3 separate regions of the Homo sapiens genome follow, and all the other regions are linked to region 3. Evidence: chromatin contacts called from ENCODE Hi-C or POLR2A ChIA-PET data. All regions are on one chromosome and are shown on one strand. The core of a region is the stretch at or near the end of the contact, and the rest is flanking DNA. Distances in the headings are between cores, read along the strand shown. Region 1 overlaps LRRC8B (leucine rich repeat containing 8 VRAC subunit B). Region 2 has its middle 41 kb from the start of ZNF326. Region 3 has its middle 57 kb from the start of LRRC8D.

Region 1 (4,814 bases), core at 1,660-4,159, 220 kb after region 3:
TTCTGGCTGACTAGAGAGCTGGGAAAAGGGAAGAGCAGTAAAGTTGGGCTGGTGAAAGGCTCTGTTATAAAGTGCTAGTTAATATTCCAATATTCAGTGGAAGACCAAGGAGCTAACTGGTGAATTTTGCCCTTTCATATCAAAGCAAGGCTAATAATTAACATAATTAATCTTTTATGCTTTATTAAAGGTTTGGCATAGCTAAGGTTTGACTGAGTACTGTTCTCGCAAGTGAACCTAGCGGGAAAGCTGAAGAAGGTGAGATGAAAAGGCCATTTAGGTCCAGACCTAATGAGACACAGGTACCATTCTATTGAACCCAAAAAGGTATTTGTGAAAGGGAGTGACTTAATCCAGTCAGCGTCAAATCTTAAATTTAAAAAGTTAGAATTTGCCACTTTGGTAGCAGCATGAACAACTCGTTAAAAAGGAGAAATACACATAGGGAGGAGATCAGGATAGATCAATTGTCCAGATGATAAACAGGAAAGGTGGCTTGAACTAAGATGTGCCTGAGTGTGAAGAGAAGAGGGGATAGAAGCAAAAGTACTACTATTACTTTTAAGTGCTTTCGAGCAGGTTCTCTGCTAACTAGCTTATGGGCATAGACTCTAGGGCTCCTTAGGTATCCCTTAGAAGGACTTGGTAGCAGATTAGATGTTAAGGAGAGTCAGGACTCAAGGACAAGTGACTTATCCTAGCTTTGGCCACAGGGTCAATGATGAAGGGGGCTAATGAGTGTGTTATTTAAAACACTGAGTTTGCAGTACCTGTGGGCCATCCAGGTAGTGAGGTCTAGTAGGCAGCTGAAAACACAAACTGGAGCCCTAGGGAGAGGAAAAAATATAAATGAGTTTGTTAAGCTGTTTTTGCTGAAGACTTGGGCCAATGTTGGACTTAAAGACCTGCACTTGGTAAAATTTTAAAAGTTATTTAAAATAAATAACTCAATGCAGCCTCAGTCCATCTCCCATATAAAAGAACTCATTTAATACCTTCCTTCCAGAATATTTCCATTTAAAGTTGGGACAATTTAGTTTTTTATGAAGATGACTGAATTCATTAAAAGTTTATATGTTCGAAAACACCCACATATGCAAATCCGCATCCACATAACTACAAAACATCTCTTCAAATGACTTCTACTTGATTGTCCAACTGGAGATAAATAGAATTGGAAGCAATCAAAGACATTCTTTTTAAAAATAACTTGCAGCCTCCCTATTGCAGGTGCTCATTGTCTTCCTGATCATGAACTGTCAACTCACTAACAAAACATAAGGGCATATTTTTCATTTCACTTCAGTGTTAAAGAGCTGCTCCCTTTCCAAGCTACTTCATCTTTACTTTGTTCTCTAATGGTTGTAGAGATAGTGAATATATTTAGCATATCAACAGGGTTAATAGAAACATGAAGGAATTTCTGATGTGGTATGTGTTGTATTTTTATAAATACCAATCTCCTCTCTTTGCTAGCTTTGATAGAGTTGGAAAATGTTATCCTTTGGGAATTTAATTTTGAAGAACTGCTCTGGTTTTGTTTTTCCTACATTATCTGTCTCCGTTTAATGTACTATATACTTATGTTGTTTATCACTTTTCTCTGCACAGTAAGCAGTAAGCTCTGGTAGCACAGGGCTTCTATTTGTAGGGCTCACTGTGGTATCCCATCACCTAGCCCAGATAGTAGGGGCTCAGTAAATAGTTTTTGAGTGAATAATCACAAGTCTGTGATTATCTCACTTCAGGAACTTAATATGTCCTTTTTTCTTAGCAATCACACCCCAATCTTCATGCTCCAACTTAATTTGGAACTATGACTTCTATTGTATTTATACGCCTCAAACAAACTCTCAGAATGTATGTTGTGGTGGGACCCTGCAGAGCCCTGAAGGGTATTGGTACAAAGGAATTAACATGGGAAAAACTGCAGCAAAGTGTCAACAAAGGCTCCCAGTTTCTCCAGGTGATTTTTCTGTCCAGCTCTGTCTTATGAGGAGAAGTTATAATGATCTTTCTCCTACACACACTCTTCTGACTTCTGGCTTCCCTGATCTCAATTCCTATTTGCAGTATCTGTTTCAGCCCAGGGTGAAACAAAACTGAGGGGTCAAAACAAACCTGAGTTTGCATCTGCTGTTTTCATTGCTTGAGGCTTTGAATTTTTTTGTCGTTACCTTAAGAGAATAAGCCTGTATTTCTACACAGACCAGAAACTCACATTAACTTAATATTATAAGACAGAATAGACTACTTTCCCCCTCAAGGTTCTGATTGTCCTTCTCTGTCCTCATTATAAAACCTAATAATTTCCTCACTACTCTGTTTGATGGGATAATCATAGTGACCACTTGCATTCATTACACAACATAAATATTTTTCCATGTCAACTGGATTTAGTTTGTATGCATTATTGCATAATCAAATCCAAGGAGAAACTATTACCATACTCCAAATTGATATTAAGAATGAAATTAAAACTTCAAACTTAAAAAAAAGATGTATTCTGAGTAATTCATGCTATAGCTTTTCCATTTGATGTCTAAATATATGCTAGAAAAAAATATAGTTATTTTGTGCTCTTTGTGAAATGTAATCAATATATAATCTAAGCGAGAACTTTTAAAATCATTTGGATTAGGACTAATTTAATTCATAGGCCAATAATTCCAAACAAATCACTTATATCAGCCAGGCAATATTTAGAAAGGCTGTCATCATCTGCATAAAAGACAATTCACTTGACAGCACTCCTTTTTTGGGCAATGACTCAAATCAGCTAGACTGAAAATAAATCTAAAGGGTACACAGCTGTCATGTAGCTGCAAGTAGCCTTCTGAGCAATTACTTGATTCATTTTTCCCTATTTGTACAACTGGTTTTGCAAACAGGATTGCAATCCAACAAATGAATGCCCCGCACCCCCTCCCCTCCCCGCCCACTATGAAGAAAGCTTTTTGCTGTCCTTGGGAAGGCTCTAGTGGATTCCTTTGCCCTGATGGGCATGATAAACTGCACATGGTGGTTTCTTGATTTTATTTAATGAGAAACAGATCTTTAAAATCAATGACCTATGTGAACCATTTACAAAATAAGTGCTCCAAAATTTGAGAATATGATTTTATCAAAGGAATGTTGGCATCAAAGTTTGAAGGAAAGACAGGTGCCAGACTGGATTGCTATCTATGTCTACTAGGTACAGGCAATTTATTTTCATTGTAACATTCCATAATTGCTGTTTTAACATTTTATTATGGAAAATTTTAAACATACACAAAGGTTGAGAGAGTGGTGCAATGAAACCCATCTGCCCACCACTCTGATTCAACACCACAATACTCACCCTCATTGGATTATTTTGAAACAGATTCTAGATATATTCTGTCTTATTTCAGTATGGATCTCTAAAACAGAAAGAGTCTTTAAGATATAACCATAATATCATAATAATATCCAGTGGCATGCTGGTAAATATTTAACAACCAGGTTTCTGAGAAAAAAAAAAAAAGGACCCTGGTTCTTTGCCATTTTCCATGATTCCCACCATGGCCAATTTCAAAGTACCAACATGATGTCACTGAATGTGGAGTTGAGAAGAGATGTGTCACACATCATTATACAGCACTTCTACTCTGCAGATACCTTAGACATAAATAACCTTAAGAGCATAGATAACAACAAATTATAGCAAAATAATTAGGAAGTGAGAGTTTTGAGTATTTATTTTACTTTTAGTACTTTAAGTTTGTACAATTTAGTTTTTAATGACTATGTTTAACTAGCTTGAAAATTCCTATAACACAACAATCAGTTTTCACAAGCTTATGTGTGTCAGCTCTAGAATCATTACTGAATCATATACAAATAATTAACAATTCCTTAATATTATCAATTAACCAAATTTCTGATACATCTCTTGTCTTTTTTACTTAGCTATAGAGAAATAGCTTCAGCAAGAAGGAGGAGGAACTTTGCTTCAGAAAGCTACACTGAGGGCTCCTTTCTGGGTATAGCTCAGTCAGCTGTTAGTCTGTTGCCAGGAGGTTGAGTCAGATGCCTTTGTGATTATGTACCTTCATATCACTAAGGAATCACAGCAATGTGTTTAATTTGCTTTTTATTGCCTATTCTTTGGCTCTCAAAAGACAAAGAGTTTGAAAGGGAGTAGTAGAGAGACTTGGAAGAAGGGAAAATACATCTATTCCAGGTAGACAACCATGAGCTGATGGAGTGTTCTGACAGAAAGAAGATGGCTAAGAAGATGTGAGTTACTCTTCCGTGCTTGATATATCCCACCATTGAAACTTGGTTCGCAAAAAGTCCTCTTTAAATGTGCCTTCCAGAACTGAATATGGCACATTAGATCTGACACTCCTGAAGCAGATGGTAAAGTGGAGTTACTGCCATTCTTGATAAGATGCCAACACTGGACTGCAACTCCACTTTGGGCTCACAGTCAAGCAGAACTCAAGTCCAACCAATGAACCAGTGCCTACTAGCACTCACCAAGGCTCCACAGCATACATTCACAAATCCTCCCCCACCATCAAATTTGGTACCAGGCCGCTTTTCCAACCCTTCCTACTATGCCTTTGAACATGCTCTCTATTCTGATAGGCTAGCCTAACCTATTGTTCAAAAAACACATAATATACCATTTTTATTAAAAAAAATTCTTACTATGGAAATTTTCTAATGTATATAGAAGTATGAATAATATTATAAGGGTCCCCCATATACCATTTACCCAGCTCCAACAATGATCAATTCATATCACACCCATGCCAGGTGTCTTGAAGCAAATCCTGGATGTA
Region 2 (4,585 bases), core at 1,254-3,753, 190 kb before region 3:
TGCTATGTGGATGAGTTTTGCTAGTTTTCAAGGTTTAGTCAAGGCAAAGGAGATAGCTTGTCTCCTACGATTAGCGAGTCATCTGCTAGCCTGTGGAGGGACAAACAGGTACGATACTCCTTCGTCACTCATCACAATGGTCATGGCAGACACTTCTATAACAAAAGACAAGTTAGCAAGAGAAAAGCATGACAAATTTATTTAACAAAGTTTTAAATGACATGGGAGACTTCAGAAATGAAGAACCAAAGACCCAGGAAAAGCTGGGTATTCTTATGCTTAGGTTTGCTGACAAATGGACAGTCACGTAGAAATGAGATTGGACAACAAGGGTATGCTGCAATAATGGTAATCAACTGAGGGGAATGCAGCAAGGCCTGTCTGTTCTGCTTCTTCTTGGCCCCCTATGTAGCTCTGGGTATAGCACAAGACACTTGTCACATGAAGGTCTTCAGGGAAGAGGGGAGAATGTCAGAGAGTGACATTTCTAGGTTTTATGGCCTGCTTCAGGGGAGAGGAGTTAGAATTTCTATGACCCATCTTGAGGAAGACTTATTCTGGTTTTATGAGTTGCTTCAGGGGAGAAAGAGAGTCTGGAGATAGGAGGGTGGGAGAAGGTCGGAAATATGTTGCTTCTGAGGCCCTTGCAATCTCCTTCAGTTCAAAGTACTCAGCATGCCAAAGCACCACACTTTAGGGCACTGTGTTTTGAGCCCCAACACCAGTAAACTCCTCCTTATCTTAGTTATGGGGGGGAGTCTGGCCTGTAACCCTCTCGGACCCATCTCTGCTAGGGACCACCAACTGATCAGGATATTTGTTTCTCAAACACATATGCATCCATTTCCGCAAGCTCAAACACCCTCTGGACACTAATCTTTTCCAAAAAAATGTAGATAAGCATTGCAAAATCATTCGGAAGAGGAGGACCAACAGTTATAACCCTCTCTGAGTAACCTGCTCCCTACGACCATATGAGGAAAGGAGGTGAGCAGACGGGACAAGGACTCACAATTTAGACCTTTACAAGATATCCCAAATGGCTGTTACCTTGCTCTCTGTCTCCTCAGGTTTCTGCTGTCCTCCTCTTCGATCTTCCCTCTGAGATTCCTTTTCTAATGATCCCATCCCTTTGCCTCAGAAATCAGTCCCATTCTCAAAAAGAGAAAGTGGTCCCAGTTGCTGCTGTCTCTTCTTATGAAGTGCAAAGATGAATGCCTTGGGCTTCTGCTGAGTGTTAAAGGCAGATTCCCTTGGCTTATCCTTCTGCTGACTCTAAAGTGGGAGGAATGTGGCTACCCCTGTAGTGGAACTTCTTGAAATGCTTTTCCCCCTTGGGCAGTGAGGGCTGATGGCTGAGGCCAATTTCCTCCTGAAATACCTAAGGACAAATATTTCCCCATAATCAGTATTGCTCATCTTTCAAAGACAATGGGGGTCAGTAACACAGGAGCAAAGTATTTTTCAGGCTTTTTAAATTTTTGGAGCTGAAATATCACTATGTTGCCCAGAACGGCCTCCAACTCCTGGGCTCAAGTGATTCTCCTGCCTCAGCCTCCTGAGTAGCTGGGATGACAGGCATGTACTCTAGCCCCATGCCTGGGTTTTTTTTTTTTTTCCCAGCATATTAATATGTTCTTCACTTCACCCTATTATATCATTGTGGTAAAGGAGTTTCTGTTGTCTTCCTGGCCCTTTTCAGTTCAAAAGTCTGTCAGTTGAGAATGTTTGTTTACTTCCTACCACAGAGTTTTTTTTATCCTAAAAGCTCTCCCTAGATGGAGTGGGGGTGGGGAGGATCTCCCTTATCCTGCCAAGCAAACTAAATAGAAACTTGAAAGTTTACATATAACTGGAGTGGGGTGGCTCAGATGCCTGTAAACCCAGCACTTTGGGAGGCTGAGATGAGAGGATTGCTTGAAGCCAGGAGTTCAAAACCAGCCTATGCAACATAGCGAGACCCTGTTTTTTCCAAAAAAGACAGAAAGAAAGAAATTAGCTAGGTGTGGTGGCACACACCTGTAGTCCCAGCTCCTCAGGAGGCTAAGGCAGGTGGATCGCTTGAGTCCAGGAGTTCAAGGTTACAGTGAGCTATGATCATGCCACTGTACTCCAGCTTGGGTGACAGAACAAGATCCTGTCTTTCTCTAAAATAAAAATAAAATAAAGTAAAATAAAAACAATAAATAATTTTTAAAAAATTTTAAAGAAGTTTGCATACAGAATTAGCAAGATAATTATAAAGGCTATGTTTATGGATTTGTAATTGCCTAACAGGTTCTTACCCACTGCACAGGTAAATGCAATTCACTGAGACAGTATTATTGCAGTAAAGAGTTTAATTAACACAAGGCCAGCCAAGCAGAACTGAAGTTATTACTCAAATCAGTCTCCCCAGCAACTCAGAGGCCAGGGTTTTTATGGATAATTTGGTGGGTAGGGAGCAAGGGAAGGGGTGCTGCTCATAGGTTAGGAATGAAATCACAGGGGTGTGGAAAACAATTACGTGCACTGAGTCAGCCTCTGGGTGGGGCCACAGGACTGGCTGAAGCCTGAGCCTCAGGTCTGGGTGAGGTCAATCAGTTGCCAGAATGTAAAAATCTGAAAAGTATCTCAAAAGACCAATTTTAGGTTCTACATTAGTGATGTTATCTACATGAGCAACTGGGGAAGTCACAAATCTTGTGACCACATGACTCTGACCACATGACTCCTGAGCAGTAAGGATTATATAAAATATGCCTGTAGTTTAGCAGAATTCAGGCCCCTCCCATAATCTTAATCTTGTGGTCTCTCAGTCTTACAAAGGTGGTTTCAGTCTGTTAATAAAGAGATTACTTTTAGAAAAGGACTATTATCATCTTGCTTTAAAGTTAAACTATAGGCTGGGAGTGGTGGCTCATGCCTGTAATCTCAAGCACTTTGGGAGGCCGAGATGGGAGTATGGCTTGAGACCAGCAGTTTGAGACCAGCCTGGTCAACATAGCAAGACCTCATCCCTATTTAGTTAAAAAAAAAAAAAAAAAGGTAAACTATGACTATATGACTAAATTCCTCCCATGGTTAGCTTGGTCTATGCCCAGCAATGAGGAAAGACAGCCAGGCTGTGAGGCTAGAAGCAAGATGGAGTCAGCCATGCTAGACTGGTCTCGCTATCATAATCTCTGCAAAGGTGGTTTCAGATTCAGGGCCTTGCTCTACAAAATGTCCTTAAAAATATGATGCCTTCAATTTCAGAGGAAATAGTGAGATTTCTAAACAACATGTGACTTTTTGCCTAGGAGCTAAAAGCTTTCAACTCCTCTTCTTCCATCACGCTATCTGCAAGATGAAAGGAACCAATCTACGATTTCTAGCAGATTCTTGGAATTTGTAATTCAACTAATGCCTACCAAATATCTGCCATGTGCAGTACTGGGTGGTGAAAATGCAATTTTGTATCATTTAGGCATAATTCTCATGGTATCTACAACCTTGCTTTGAGCAATAACATACTAGGACAAAGGTTAACACAAATAATATTATTTCTTTTGCCATGTCAACCTAACAGCAAAAGAAGAAAACATTTCTCCAAAATGACTTATCCGAAAGACCCTAAGCCTTACTGGAGATTCTCAAGGAATAAGTCACTGTGGTTCAGAAGTTAATGGAAAAGCATTCCAAATTCCTTCTGTTCTTTCCTTCAATAGTGACTTCACTTAACCTTGATAGTGACAAAGAGACTTCGTCAAGGAAAAACAACTGTGAAAGGAAAAAGGAATTTGAAGAGTAATTCAATCTTAACCATCCTTTCAACTGGAAATTTGAGCTTATAAACAGTGCCAGAAAAATGTGTTAGAGACATAGCTGGAAAAAAAATGTAACTTTTTCTTAAACTCCTGCAAATGACAGAATTAGTCATAGGAATCAAAAAGGGAACAATCTCTGAGGGAGAAACACTGCTATTTCACTAGTGGGTCTTCAGAAATACCCTAACTTTCCACTCATCCCTGTTCTAAGAAATCATCTACCTCCACTGGAAAATTCCAGGCATAGGCAAAATAGTCTATTTAACTTGCATTATAATGTAAAACATCATTTGCCAGAGTAGTTACATCGCTTATCCAGATATTCTTTTCTTACCTAACACATTATTACCAAAAATATTCTAAAGTCTTAGATGCATTTGCCCTTCTCTCTTCATTTTAACGTCAGATTCTAAATGAAATTTGCATCAGCATACATACAAATGAATGTTTTAGAAGTTAAGTTATTCTTCATAATTTTCTATTTGTCTGAAATACAAGTTGTTATTTTTGTTGTTGCTGTTTTACCTCTCAGGAAATGGTGTCACCTGGTATGTGTTGATCAAAACATAAATCTAGTTGACATTCTTGATTTCTCTTTCTCACCTTCACTTGAACCTCCCAGGTTCCAGCGATTCTCCTGCCTCAGCCTCCCAAGTAGCTGGGACTACAGGCGCCTGCCATCATGCCCGGCTAATTTTTTTTGTATTTTTAGTAGAGATGGGGGGGTCTCACCATGTTGGCCAGGCTGGTCTCGAACTCCCAACCTTGTGATCCGCCCGCCTCAGCCTCCCAAAGTG
Region 3 (4,905 bases), core at 1,673-4,172:
ATCTTTCCTAAGCAATTACCTATCAGAATTGCTCTTTAAATCTCATTGGCCAAAACTGGGCACATGGGCACCCCTAGCTGCAAGGAGGAGTTGGGAAAGTGAATATCTGGCAAAAGGGTATGAGAGTTTGTTGATTGGCTTAGACTTGTCATGCTTTATCTTTCAGGACTGGGCACATAGCTGTCCTGAGAAAGAATATGGATTTTATTAGTAAGGAATAAAAGGGATATGGCTATTGGGTGGCAACAAATGGCAGATGCAACCAGAACCTTTGGGTTGAGTAAAACTATCTTTTTACTTAGCAATTATCAAACTAACATGAATTAAGAACACACATGAATACAAACAATAATTTCGTTAGCAAATATTCTGTGCTAGGAACTTGGTACTAGATGTTAGATATATATTATCTGCAATTTTCACAGCAGTCCTGCAAGATGAATATTCTCCCTGTTTTCAGAAAGATTAGGTTATATCCCAATTAGAGAAATAAGTAGCTCTATTCTGACTTCTATCATTGAAGTCTTGCCTTTCTTGAACTTCAAATCAATTAAATCATATAGGAGGTACTTTTTGGTTTCCAACTTCTCTTGCTCAATATTAGATTCTGGACTCATTCATGTTGTTAATGAATACCATGAATAACTTATTTTTTAGTGCTGTGTACTTATTGTTTGAAAAAAATCAAAATTTATTCATTTTACTGTAGATTGACATTTGGGTTGTTCCTAGTTTAGTGAAATGATTAAAGTAATTAAGATTATTATATGTGATATGATTAGATCATAAATTATATGATTATATAGCTATATGAGTAGGTGACTAATATATAAGTATATATCTTATTATATATTATATAACATATTATATTTACAGAACCGACCAAAATAAATCTGACAAAAAGTACTCCTTTTTGTTGGATTTGCAATTTGTTGGATTTATATACAAGAGTAAAATAAAGTATTTTTAGCTTTAGTAGATACTCTCTAAAAGATTTCCAAAGTAGTTGTACCAAGTTACACTCCCATCAGCAAATTATGAGAGATTTATTTGCCAATGGTTGGCTTTGTTATATATATTATTTTAGAAGGTAGTAAGGAATATGGTATGTGCTATGGAAAAGGAGAAGTTGGGCAAGATAAAGGGGATTGGAAGTACTGGGGGAAAGTAGAGCAGTTTGAAATTTTAAATATGTGGTCAGGATTGGCTTTTATTTATTTGTTTTTTTGACAGGGTCTTGCTCTGTTGCCCAGGCTGGAGTGCAGTGGCATGATCATGGCTCACACTGCAGCCTCAACCTCCCAGGCTCAAGCAGTCCTCCTGCCTCCCAAGTAGCTAGGACTATAGGTGTGTGCCACCGTCCTCTACGAAAAATATATTTTGTATTTTTTGTAGAGATGGGGTTTTGCCGTGTTGCCCAGGCTGGTCTGGAACTCCTGGGCCCAAGCTGTCTGCTGCCTTCACCTCTCAAAGTGCTGAGATTACAGGTATGAGCCGCCATGCCTGGCTGGCTTTTTTTTTTTTTTTTTTTTTTTGAAGGTGACAACTGAACAAAGTCATGAAAAAGTAAGCGAAAGAGCTATGCAGGTATGTGAGGAAAATATTCTAGGTAGAGGGAAAAGCCAACACAAAGGCTATTAATAAATTGCTGGTGCTTTCCAGCAAAAGCAATTGGTCATTGTGGAAGAAACAGAGTGAACAAGGGAGAAAGGTATGGGAAATAACATGAAGGGGGAAAAGAGCCAGATCATGTAGGGCCTCCAGGACATGGTGAGTGCTTTGGCTTTTACACCGAGTGAAATAGGGAGCTACAATAGGGGTTTGAGCAGATGAGTGACATAATCTGATTTACACTTAAAAAAATTCTGGTGGCTAGATTAAAAATAACTGTGGGCAGGAGCAGGGAGATGAATTAGTCTATTGCAGGAGGTGACAGTAGCTTTAACCAAAGTGGTGATAGTGGACGCTCCAGGCAAATAGGGTGTCAAAAGCCGAGGTGCAGAGATGGAAAGTTCAGTTCAAGGCCGGTATCAGAACTGTGAGCAAACCAGTTGTCTTTCTAACGGGGGAAGGAAAATGACAGCTGCCATTTATTGAACATTCACTATGTGGCAAGCATTGTGCTAAATTTGATACTCCGGCGACCTCTTTTAGTCTCCATGACAACCCTGTAAAGACATTTAGAATTTAGAACCTTTCATACAGTTCCATGACTAAAACGTAGCACACCTGGCATTCCAACCCTTCATTTCATTCTACTCTAGCACTAAAGCTAGAAGGGAAGCTTGAGGCCACATTGTGGAGTGCCAAGAGGTTTGAACTTTTGCCTGGTTTGAACTTTTACCTTCTTAATCTTTTCCCCGCATCCCCACATTTGAGGACAGGACACCTCCAGGAACTGCAGCTCAGCAACAGGGGTTCAGCGTGAGCGCGGCCTGGGGAGGGTCATCGCCTTTTTGGGGAGTGTGGGGAGAAACGCGGCTCGCCTTGTCGTGGCTGGCGATACGCCTCTGCAGGAAGGGTGTGTCTCCCCGCTTGAGGATTCTCCCTATAGATAAAGAGGAGACTCAGCAGAGCCTTAATTAGAGATCACAGAGGACTGACAACGAGCGTCCGGAAGACGAATTGGCAGCGAGGTGCATGGATTCGATACAGAAGCTGGAGATAGAGTCCAGCTAACAGACCACTGCAGTTCGACGGAGCCAGAGTGAGGCAACGAGGAGAGATGTCGGGGAAGGAAAGGGGATGGGACTTGGGGACTGGAGCGGCTCGAGAGCGACGGAGAAGGGGGCGTTAGGCTCTAAGGATTCTCTTACTGTGCCTCCTCCCCGTGTCCTCGGGTGGCGGCTGCGCAGCCCTCCAGCCCTCAGAGCTGCCCTGCAGCACCTTGGCCACTAGGAGGCAGGCCCGCCTTATCTGGAGCCCCGGCCGCCGCTCACTCCAGGGAGGGCTGCGCTGCTGCTTAAATTCCAAGTCAGGCCAGCCCCTGGAACGCTTAATGGGAGCTTAGATTTAGAACAGTTGATTTTCATTGAGACGGAAATTTGGACAGTCTCCCACTTGATTGAAAACGGCTAGAAACAAGGCTTACGGTAGAGCAATGAATGCCAGAGTGCAGGCGCCGGTGCCCAGGCGGCCCGGGGAACAGGAGGGCCGGAGGAGGAAACAGCTGCCTGCAAAACACCAGCAGCGCCCTTAATTAACACCAGTGCTGGCCAGGGGGATTGTGCTTCCGGAAATTCCCAACGTCCTTTCCCTGCTTGCCCAGGGCCATTCCATTATACAGTTTCAGACCAGTCCCAGGTCTGAAATGGAAAGAGATGTTACCCTAGATGCCCGGAGACAGCGGGGCCGCAGAGACCTCGCACAGCCGAATAGCAGTGGAGCAGGTGTGTGTGTGTGCATGTGCATGTGTGCACGCTGTGAGGGTGTGGTGTGTGTAACATGCTCCCATGTGTCCGTGTGCCCGCTCTGCAGGGGGAATGTTAATGTTTGATTGTTGTTTGGCTTCAGCCCAAAAGAGAAACAAATAATGAGGTGAACGGAAATGAGCTGGAGTCTCTGCTTTCACCGCTAATTAGTCCCTGCTCGATTTTGACGAAGAAGACATACAATAGACACAAGTGAGCAACGAATGAGAAACTCAGGGACCTAGGCTGGGGAAAGGGCGTCGGGTGGGGGGTGTGTGGGCAGGGCTAGGAAGGGAATCTCAGAAGCCAGTGTGCCTGGATCAGGCCGACAGGTCATTCCCACCCTTAGATGAAAATCTGCGCATTATTCCATCTTGGCTGGCATCTCTTATGGGCTGGCCTTCATCTTACTAACGCCATTTCACTTTTTGAAGGGTTGACAGTTACCTTCTTCACCTTCCCCTGGGCAGTTCTTTGTTGTCTTTGTCAGGCTGGCCCCTGTCCATATTTCTCAGAGCCCTGGTCACAGCTCTCTTACTCACCAGCTGCTCAGACAAACCCAGCCTTGACCTGGCTCTGCACTTCAGCACGTTGCCTGCTGCTCCTTAGACTCTTCTCTTGCTACCTGTGAAAGGTCAGATGCAAAATGGTGAAGGCAGAAACAGACTGTTTGATGACAAGGTGAGGAAGAGCTGCTGCTCAATATACCTGTGTGTCTATTGATGTGCAAGTGAGCAGGAAAGATGGTGGTAGAAAGTCATGTTAGAGACCTCTGTGGCAGACCCTTCAATTATCAGCAATGCCAAGGGTCCCTGTCTGTGGGGCCCCCACAGGCACAACTCGTATGGGCTCCAGAGACACCATTTCAGCTTGAGAATGTGTCCCCCAAGTTGCTAAAGTATGTGTCCTACCCTCAGAGTACCTGGTCTCTCCAGGGCTCTCATAGCCCCTTGTGAATATATGCCTAGGAGTGCATGCTCCTTGAGCATGAATATGAGAATTATAAAAAAAATTCTTCACCCAGAGCAGGTTCTCCTCAGACTTGTATTCTCGAATGTGTGTGTGAGAGAGGGAACTTCATTTCTTTCACATCCTAATAAATACAGAGAATGGTCACTTCTTAGAAACTGTTGTTCACAGCACTTCTGGGTTGTTGCTAGTCTTTATTCCCTTTCTTTTTGCTTGCCCCTTTAGGGCACAACTGTCCCAGTACAGGTTTTCTTTCTAATGCTGCTCTTCTTTTTTGTTTGTTTGTTTGAGATGGACTCTCACTCTGTTGCCCAGGCTGGAGTGCAGTGGTGCGATCTCAGCTCACTGCAAGCTCTGCCTCCTGGGTTCAAGCAATTCTCCTGCCTCAGCTTCCCAAGCAGCTGGGATTATAGGCGCGTACCACCACACCCAGCTAATTTTTGTATTATTAGTAGAGATGGGGTTTCACGATGTTGGCCAGGCTGGTCTCGAACTCCTGATCTCAAGTGATCTACCCGCCTCAGCC

The links. A loop is a pair of places that touch in the nucleus more often than their neighbours do. ChIA-PET counts read pairs that join two places held with the same protein, here RNA polymerase II (POLR2A). Pooled maps may share reads with other maps.
Region 1: a pooled map shows a loop between it and region 3 (2.2-fold over the local background). The contact joins two enhancer-like sites. A Hi-C loop is called at or near these places in 4 of 50 pooled maps. POLR2A ChIA-PET finds 5 or more read pairs at or near these places in 6 of 52 experiments (CD4-positive, alpha-beta T cell, OCI-LY7, activated CD4-positive, alpha-beta T cell and 3 more).
Region 2: a loop to region 3 is called in a pooled map, with 7 times the contacts of the local background. The contact joins two enhancer-like sites. A Hi-C loop is called at or near these places in 2 of 37 single-sample maps with no recorded cell type and 6 of 50 pooled maps. POLR2A ChIA-PET finds 5 or more read pairs at or near these places in 5 of 52 experiments (CD8-positive, alpha-beta memory T cell, GM12878, MCF 10A and 2 more).

Annotation. Positions count from the first base shown.
Region 1 is chr1:89,545,928-89,550,741 of GRCh38, reverse strand. The region is part of intron 1 of LRRC8B (leucine rich repeat containing 8 VRAC subunit B); the gene reads right to left. It overlaps LOC124904216 (a long non-coding RNA gene), which reads left to right. Exons shown (of 3, transcript XR_007066214.1): 2 at 191-258; 3 at 4,208-4,611. Among named protein-coding and RNA genes, the nearest start is that of LRRC8B, 24 kb to the right of the region's middle. Within about 2 kb of position 2,909, at least 7 of the 41 ENCODE cell types and tissues checked have a DNase peak (open chromatin) inside an H3K27ac peak, as active enhancers do.
Region 2 is chr1:89,951,334-89,955,918 of GRCh38, reverse strand. No RefSeq gene overlaps it. Among named protein-coding and RNA genes, the nearest start is that of ZNF326, 41 kb to the left of the region's middle. Within about 2 kb of position 2,503, at least 5 of the 41 ENCODE cell types and tissues checked have a DNase peak (open chromatin) inside an H3K27ac peak, as active enhancers do.
Region 3 is chr1:89,761,133-89,766,037 of GRCh38, reverse strand. No RefSeq gene overlaps it. Among named protein-coding and RNA genes, the nearest start is that of LRRC8D, 57 kb to the left of the region's middle. RefSeq lists an enhancer at 2,804-3,304. Within about 2 kb of position 2,922, at least 19 of the 41 ENCODE cell types and tissues checked have a DNase peak (open chromatin) inside an H3K27ac peak, as active enhancers do.